Linked DNA regions of Mus musculus: region 1 is linked to region 2. A link is a loop called in an ENCODE intact Hi-C map of the cell type or tissue named here. Cell type or tissue: left cerebral cortex. All regions are shown on one strand. Region 1 overlaps Pde1a (phosphodiesterase 1A, calmodulin-dependent). Region 2 has its middle 58 kb from the start of Pde1a.

What was found. A loop is a pair of places that touch in the nucleus more often than their neighbours do. Peaks named below come from ENCODE experiments on the same cell type or tissue, not always from the same donor. Only the 100,000 strongest peaks of a DNase experiment are listed, where the experiment ranks them.
Region 1: it touches region 2 in a loop (2.5-fold over the local background); 2 of 42 quality-filtered maps call a loop at or near these places.

What each region holds. Positions count from the first base shown.
Region 1 is chr2:80,082,921-80,086,920 of GRCm38, forward strand. The region is part of intron 2 of Pde1a (phosphodiesterase 1A, calmodulin-dependent); the gene reads right to left. Among named protein-coding and RNA genes, the nearest start is that of Pde1a, 44 kb to the right of the region's middle. In left cerebral cortex, no CTCF peak of the experiment used is centred here; a DNase peak (open chromatin) is centred at 1,812.
Region 2 is chr2:80,185,137-80,189,136 of GRCm38, forward strand. It overlaps a transcript of Pde1a not described here. Among named protein-coding and RNA genes, the nearest start is that of Pde1a, 58 kb to the left of the region's middle. In left cerebral cortex, no CTCF peak of the experiment used is centred here; DNase peaks (open chromatin) are centred at 2,003, 2,569 and 3,444; H3K27ac peaks cover 3,227 bases.

The sequences.
Region 1 (4,000 bases), 100 kb before region 2:
GTGACTTAGGGTTCTGTAGGGAAAGGGACTAAAATTTTGCACAGGATTTCTTTTGTGTTTTTGTAACCAGCTCTCTCCTGATCTTCTTTTTAAATATCTTAGATTTTTTTCTCTGAAAGCATTTTCTTACTAAGAGTTATCTATTCAGAAATGTAAAAGTAACTAGATAAAATTCAAGCCCTTCAGCTGAGAGATGAGAAGCCTGAAATTTGGGTTCCTATTCTCATTTTCTCTTAAGGAAAACATTTGGTATTGATCAGTTTACGCCGCCTCTCTTGGCTTCCTCTTTACAAGGACATTTGGGGAAAATAGGCAGCAGGAGAGTCTTAAAATGTGAAGATGGAGAGGTCGTGATCCACTGTTGTAAGCCAGAAAATTGTCAGTAACCAGGCTTAACTGTGAGAGTGGTAAGAGTAGACACAGATTAAAGTAGAAACCTAGGGAACATAAGGACCAAAGAAATGAAAACTCTTGGGAGTGGGAAGTGCTCCCTAAAGCCCAGGTGCTAAGGCTGGGTTGCAAGTGAGTGGGCTGGGCTCTAAAACCATCTAAGGACTGAGGGAGTAGGAATAGGAGGTGAAGCCTGACTGGAGGAGTGGGTGACTAGGACCATGCCATGATGAGAAGGGTGTCTTCTCCACTCCTTCTCCTCACTTTCCCCAGACCTGCCATCAAAGGGCAGCTTCCTTCATGCCTTCCTTCTCCTAAACACAAGCCAAATGTCAATGGAACCAGTGGACATGAAGCCTCTGAACCAAGCACCAAAGCATCTTCTCCCTCAAGTCATTTACCTTAAGAAACCCATGACAGTAGTGAAAAACTAACTAAAAAAGCTATGCTTTGCGGTATTGCACAAATATTTGTTTTCTTTGTTCTGCAAATGGAAGGGTTTTGAGAAGGGGTGATGATCAGTCACTTTTCGGGAAGAAACTCTTTGAATAAATCAATCAGAACGTTCACATTAGTCACTTGTGGTATACGATGTGAAAAAAAAATAAAAGCAAAACCAACAAAACAAAGTAAGCCTTGTAATTGGATTTGTGAGATAAGTGCTCTCTTTTCCTCCCCACAGTTCATAGTTCCTTCTCTTGGCAAGCTTACTACTGAAGTGTCCACAGACCATGGGCACAGATTTCAATTTTTAAAATGCATATTCATTTCAATAGTTTCAGTGGAAGAGTCTCCCAAACGTTCACTGGAATCACATGATTAAAAATTCAGAACTAGACTTAAAAAGAAATATTCTTAAACTTATTGTGCATCTGAGCAAAACCATAAAACTCTCTAGCTTGGAGGAATGGTTCTCATGCCTCCCAGCTGTCCACATGTTCAGTTTAATTCAGCTTTTAAAGATAAATTGTACAGATATTCTCCATCCATCTAGGGTTGTTACATGAATGGCTGTTTTGTAGTAAATATGAAGTGTAGTGTGGGATAAGATATGGTTGGTGCTGAGGTGTGGTAAATGTAAAGGCCATGAATTCAAGGTGGGTGCACCTAGCCCAGTCTAATGACCCAAGAGACTTTTCAAAAGTGGATTTCTATAAAGCAAAACCTTGAAAATGGGTGGAGTGTTAGCCTGGTGAAGTAATGGGAGATACAGGAGACAGTACACCCCGTTCATAGAACTTGAAATAAGTAATATAACTGGATACATTTTCAGAATGAAGAAATTCTATTCTGTTACAGAATACTTAGAATAAAAGGCTTTGTACATGGCACATTAGTCTCCATCCAGTGGGAGATGACATTTGACTTCACATTTTTACAGGGAATCTGTGACTATTTTGATACCGTAATTTGTTTTTCATGAATTACCTTGTCTATGTTCTAAGTGATTTTTGTACTTGAGTGCTGCATGTGGGTGGAATAACATTTCAAATAGTTAAAATTATATACACTTATCTAAAAAACAGAGGGTAGGCAAATGACAGTCTTCACGACTTCGGAGTGCTAAATTTTCTGAGTGGTAACATCATGGAAACCATCTTGCTCTACAGACCATTATATTTACATCCAAAACAGGAGTAGCCTTTACAACCAGCCGACTATTGTCTGTAGTTATAGGTCTTAGGACACCAAAACACTATTTTGTTTTGCATTTCAATAGTTATCATCTAATAAAAAAGTGATAAAAACCAAGGTCTATCATGTAAATGAAAAAATCTGACACATTCTCCCTACACTTCAATATGTTGCCATAATCATTATAAATTGTCTGGTTACTGCCTCCTAACATAGAAAAGCCAGCTGAAAGAAAGCCTGATAAAGAGCCTCCTTATATCTGAATTAGGACTTTCAAATCTGGACTGAAAATAAGAAGAGCCTATGTATTTTGGATAGACGGAAGGTCATACATTAAGAATTCATTTTCATGGCTCACTACATTATAAGACTGAACTCTGAAAATGGGATTCCTCACCCCCTTTGGTGTGTCAATGGCTTCTTTTAAAAGACATTTTACACACTTTTTCCACCAGGAAAAGAATAATCACATGATTTAGGGTTTCAGTTTTAAGAGAACATCAACAGTCAATATTTCAGCAATGTGATTGTTAAAAGTTCCACAGCAAAACTTTCTTTAATTGTCTTATGGTCCATTTACAAGATGAGAAAAAATTTAAACATAAAAACCTACCTTTACTACACAATCCCATTTGCTTTAATAAATAGAAAATTGGGGCATAGCTATTAAATTCAGTACAAACATGAGCTTAATGAGTATTATTATGCACCGACTTTGTGTTGCATATTCAATAAAGATATGCATATATATTAATTCACTAGGTACTTTACTATGATGCAAATTTAATTTCAGTCGAATTTAAAAAAAAAAAGACTCTATATGCAAGGAAAAATAGCATGTGCTATACCATGTTGCTCCTCACAGGAAAGTACCAACAGAGATGAGTCAGGCATAATGTATATCAACCAGGTAGACTATTTAACTCTCTAAGGGATGAGGAATTATCCAAGTGTTATCCAAGAGCTGGTCAGACATGGACACTGGGTCTACCAAAATATAATCGAATCAGAAGCTATTTTGATACATAATTAGCTATTTGAGCTTGATCAAGCTGTTTCACCTCTTTACCAGTTAAGTAATATAATAGTGTGAATTGCACAGTAGGTACTTAATTAAATCAGTTCTCTTGGTGACATACAAAGGTTCCCTGAAGTGGGTCTTTTCTTCAATACGATGAAAGGTTTAGACTGTGTGGAAAAAAATTAAAGATATACACATTAAAAGAATCCCTCGGTTTGCTTACAAAGAGAAATAGGAAATGCTGGCTATGGTGGTGCATATCTGGAATGACAGCATTCCGGAGGCTGAAGCAGAAGAATCACAAGTCTTAGACTAGCCTGGGCTACACTGCGGTTTCTAGACCAGCCTGAGATAGAAGGAAATAAAATATAACGATGTGCATGACCAGTTCAGACCTATAGAAATTAAGGCTTTCCAGAGAGCAGAGGGAAAATACATTCCTGCCTCCGATGCCACCAGTTTGCTCTGCAGCATCTCTTGCTCCAGCATGTTTAGTTGTGGTTCCTGTTAATTTTTAGAAAGCCTCTTCTCTAGCTTTAAGGCTTTGTCAAAACATCTAATGTAGGAAATTAGAAAGCCTAGACCCAGGACATTCAGCAGAAAAGGCGTTCGCTATGCAGATCTGCTCACCAAATTCGATCCCTGAAGCCCACTCAAAGATGGAAGTAGAGAAATGACTTCACAAAGTTGCTTCCTCCATGTACATACCTTGGCATGTTCACACACCCACACCATAACAATAAATAGATAAAAGAAAATTTAAAGTAGAAAATTTTTTAAAAGTTTAGAGCATTCAAAGTGAGGATCAAGAAGATAGAATCTTCTTCCCTTCAAGAGTAGTGGCAAGCCAAGCGTGGTGGTCCTTTCCTGTGGTCCCTGCACTTAGGTATCTAAAGCAGGAGAATGTGAGGTCAAGGCCAACCTGGCCTACGGCCCGAGAAGGGGATGGTTTCC
Region 2 (4,000 bases):
CAAGGCAAGATTCTGTCCCACCCTCTCTATTCCTGGTGTGGACTTAAGCCTGCTAATCCACTTAGAGAGGAACCAAAAAAACCGGAAAGCTCTAGGTGACACAGTGGCCTTACCCCTAAGAATAATTGGGAGGGTGCTCACCCAGCAAGAAACACACCTGAACCTTTAAGAGCCATAGTAGATTGTGGCCAATAGTCAAGCTTGTGTGGAATACCGCCATTAATGTCTGCTGGCTGTTTATAATACAGGAAGTGTTGGAAGAATCTATGTGTCTGGGGCACATAGCTACCAAGACTATAGCTTCCAGGAAGAATTCCTTTAAGGGTGAAAATATATGCAAGACCTACAAAGAATCCATTGAGAGAGTCTGAAAAGGGAGCCAGGGAAGGGATTTGGGTATATGGAGTAGAATTCCTCCCATCTATTCCTGATGTCTTCTTTCATTCACTAGCTCTCAGAGGCCTTGGCAGAGTAGGCTCCATGATTGGAAACCACAGGTTCCTACAAACTGCTGTAGTAGGAGATGGGACAGGAGGGGAAGTGCTTGTCCCTGTGCTCTGGCATTTCCTGCAACATTTCTATTGCTCCTCCCAAAAGAATAACTGCCCTAGGAGTTTGTCTGAGCAAGCATCCTTCTGTTCTGTGTTGTTGTTGTTGTTGTTGTTGTTGTTGTTGTTGTTGTTGTTGTTGTTGCTGCTGCTGCTGCTGCTGCTGCTGCTATTGTTTTTCCTTTTGGTTTTACATGCTGACATAGTGTTGTAAACCACTCTCCACCCCAGGAGAAAACTGTAGCACTACAGTAGTCTTTCCAGGTTTGTTCCATCCTGGCCTGTTAAGTCAAGGGTGATGTGTTAAGAAGCCCATCACAGTAATACAGTTCCCATAGCTTCATTTTTACTTTATCATCTCCCACAGGTAAGTCTCATTTGGATCTGAACTCAAAAGGACAAGAGAAAGGTTAATATTGGCCAAATATCCAACAGAATAAAACACAAGGAGCCTTGGGATGCAGAAGCAGGGACTAGAATATGATAAACAAGACAACATCTAGATATAGACATTGCTACTAGGATTAGGGCAGGTAGCTTCAGAGTTCTGGAGTTTATACAGGAGTTTATAAAGGACATTGTAGCACTTGAGAGATAGAGGAAGGAGAATCTATGTGAGTTCAAGGCCAGTCTGGTCTAGAATGAATTCCAGAACAACCAAGGCTACACAGAGAAATTGTCTCAAAAGTAAATAAATAAAAATAAAAATAAAATTAAGTGAGACTGCAGAGTCTAAGTGAGAAGCTTCTGTCCTCATACACAAGGTTAAATTCTTATATTCATTAAATTTGTCAGCAAACTAGAAGACTTTACACACACACAAACACACACACACACACACACACACGTTTCAAATAGGCTCTTGCTTGTTAACTGTATTATCAGTGCCCATGAGGCCTTATTAGAGTGGAAATATGTCCTGTTCTTCCGTTGCTGGAGAAAAATAAATTCTTAAAATACAACAATTAAGTAGGCAATTAAAAAAAAAACTTCCTAGAAATTTTGTCTTTAGAAATCCTATTTGTTTCAAAAAGCATCAAAATGATAATGGATTGGCTATTTAAAACATTTGCTTTGCCTAGAACATTCTGTCTCTAGAAATCGTATTTATTTTTTTAAAAAGGAAGATAGTGGATTGGCTATTTAAAATGTTTGCTTTGGTAAGAACATGATAATGAAAGAAAAGTGAAGGGAGGGAAAAAAAAGAAAAACAAGGGATTGACCTAGGAGACAGGTGTAATGTGCTGGAAACCACACTGAAGATGGCCCAGAGCTAGAGCTCTTCGTGACAGATGATGAGCACTCTTTCAATCCAACAGCTGGATCAACACCCAAACCCATGAATGGATGAGTCATTAGTGATTCTACCTCTTGTCTCTGAGCTGGCCTGGCTGGCACTAAGTAGAACAGAGATGAGTGCTAAGAACCTCCAGAGTTTGCAGCTGGTGTCTCTTTCTGCCTTTATGTTTTGGCATGGTAACCGCACGGTGAATCACTTTTGGATTAAAAAGCCATTTTCTCGCATTCACACTTTCACATACTTCACTTTAACTGCATAGAAGTTTGAACAATTGAGGAAAAGTTGAACAGTTTCTAAGCATCTGTTCCGTGTTTGCTTCTTCTACTTTGATCTACTCAACTGAGTCTCAGTCATGTTCAAGTATCTGTTAATAATGTCTTCTTCATTCTCTTGGAAACATTATTGGAGATTTTGACCTCAATAGTATCTAGGATTTTAGTGTAAAGAATGTTATGAGATTTTATGATATTAAATTCAGTTGTCTTTCTAAACTTCAAGGCTCCCACCTTTTTGCTTTCTCAAATAGTGTTGAACAATAAGGCAGCTGAGACATTCTGTCCTGGTGTTCTTCCCTGGTTAACAGTGCAAGCTAAACATTGCAGCCTGGTCCTCTTGGTTGCTACTCTGCTGGTCCATTTTCAGTCCACCACCTTTTTGGTGTGACAGCATGGTTTGGAAGAACCAATTTTAAGAAGTCACAGGACCTAGATTTCTGTAGCCTGTCAAGGCTTGGCATTCCTCTACCTCTGCTATGGTGTAATCTTTGTCACAGTTGCAACTGTTCTCAGATGGTCTTGATCACATTTCCAATGAACATTTGCTATTTTAGGGTTCTCCTAGTCTATGTCCTTCACATTACCCAGTATTTCTTTGTAATTTCTCCTGAGCCTACTCCTATCTCCATTTTGTTTTCCATTTTCAGAGTAAGAAATGAAACAAAATGGAAAAGCAGGCTCTCAGGTTGCTATTATCAACTGAAAATCTTCCAAGTTATGAATACTGGCAGATATGAATTATATTTCTGATTTTAAAATTCTGTTCCTCTTGAGTATAAAGACTGTATCTGCCTTGGAGAAGCATTAGGTAAACCAAATCAACACAGTCACATTCAGTACCATTTAGTAATTATGCTGTTGATGGTTGGAACTCTACGAGACAGAAAAATGGGATTCAAAGTGCACATTTTCCACTACAGACAAAGAATAATGCCTCTAAGTGTTGTTTCAAACAAAGGTTATTTTTTCCAAACGCTTTACTGTCATTACTGTTATCAGTAATCCAAAAAACTACAGTCAGGTTGACTCTGGTTTCTCTGCCACCTGCACATAGAAACCAGGATCAAGCCTAAGGAGTAGATGCTGTTTGTTTCGTTGTTTGTTTCACAGAACAAACTTTGTTTCATGAATGTGATCGGAAGAGATGAACCAGAAACATAGGAGACTGGCAGAGGTCAACCCGAAGCTCCCTCCCTCCACAGTTGCCCCAGTGAAGTTCTCAGGGGATGTAGTCTAAAGGAAAGACAAAGTAGATCCACTTAACTAACATAAGGACAGAATAATCCTTCCCGAGATGAGTCACACCCGTGGGAGGAATCTGTGTTGGGCTTGAAAACTCCTTTGGAGTCTCTGCCAAGCAGCACCTTTTACTAAGAAGATATATAATTATATAGAATGACTAATTCATTTCTGCAGATGTCATCCATGTCTGTTTGTCTGTTTGTCCCCACCCCTGGGACTGAGTTGTCTATATTATTTCACTTCTGTACCATGTCTGAATGTCAGTGTCCAGTACCAGTATTTTCAGTCCCCACTGCATGGTAAGTATTTATTAAAAAGCTATTGATGTCTGCAGACTTGAGAAGCTAAATACCAGACCACTCGAACTTCAGATAAAACATGTCTTGACAAAATCCCACAAGGAAAAAAAAAGGATACAACAAAGTCCTTTCTCCAACCGAGAAGCCATTTTCAGTTGTTACATGTTGAGAAAGGGAAAATCAGTTTTTGCCAAGGGAGTGCCAGTGGGTATCTGAACCATTCTCTAGGTAGGACCTATAACCAGGAGTGATGGAGGAGCACAAAATGAACTCCCTGGCTTTTTATTTTATGTTTGAGATTACAATGATATGATTTCCCCTTCCTTCCTTCCTTCA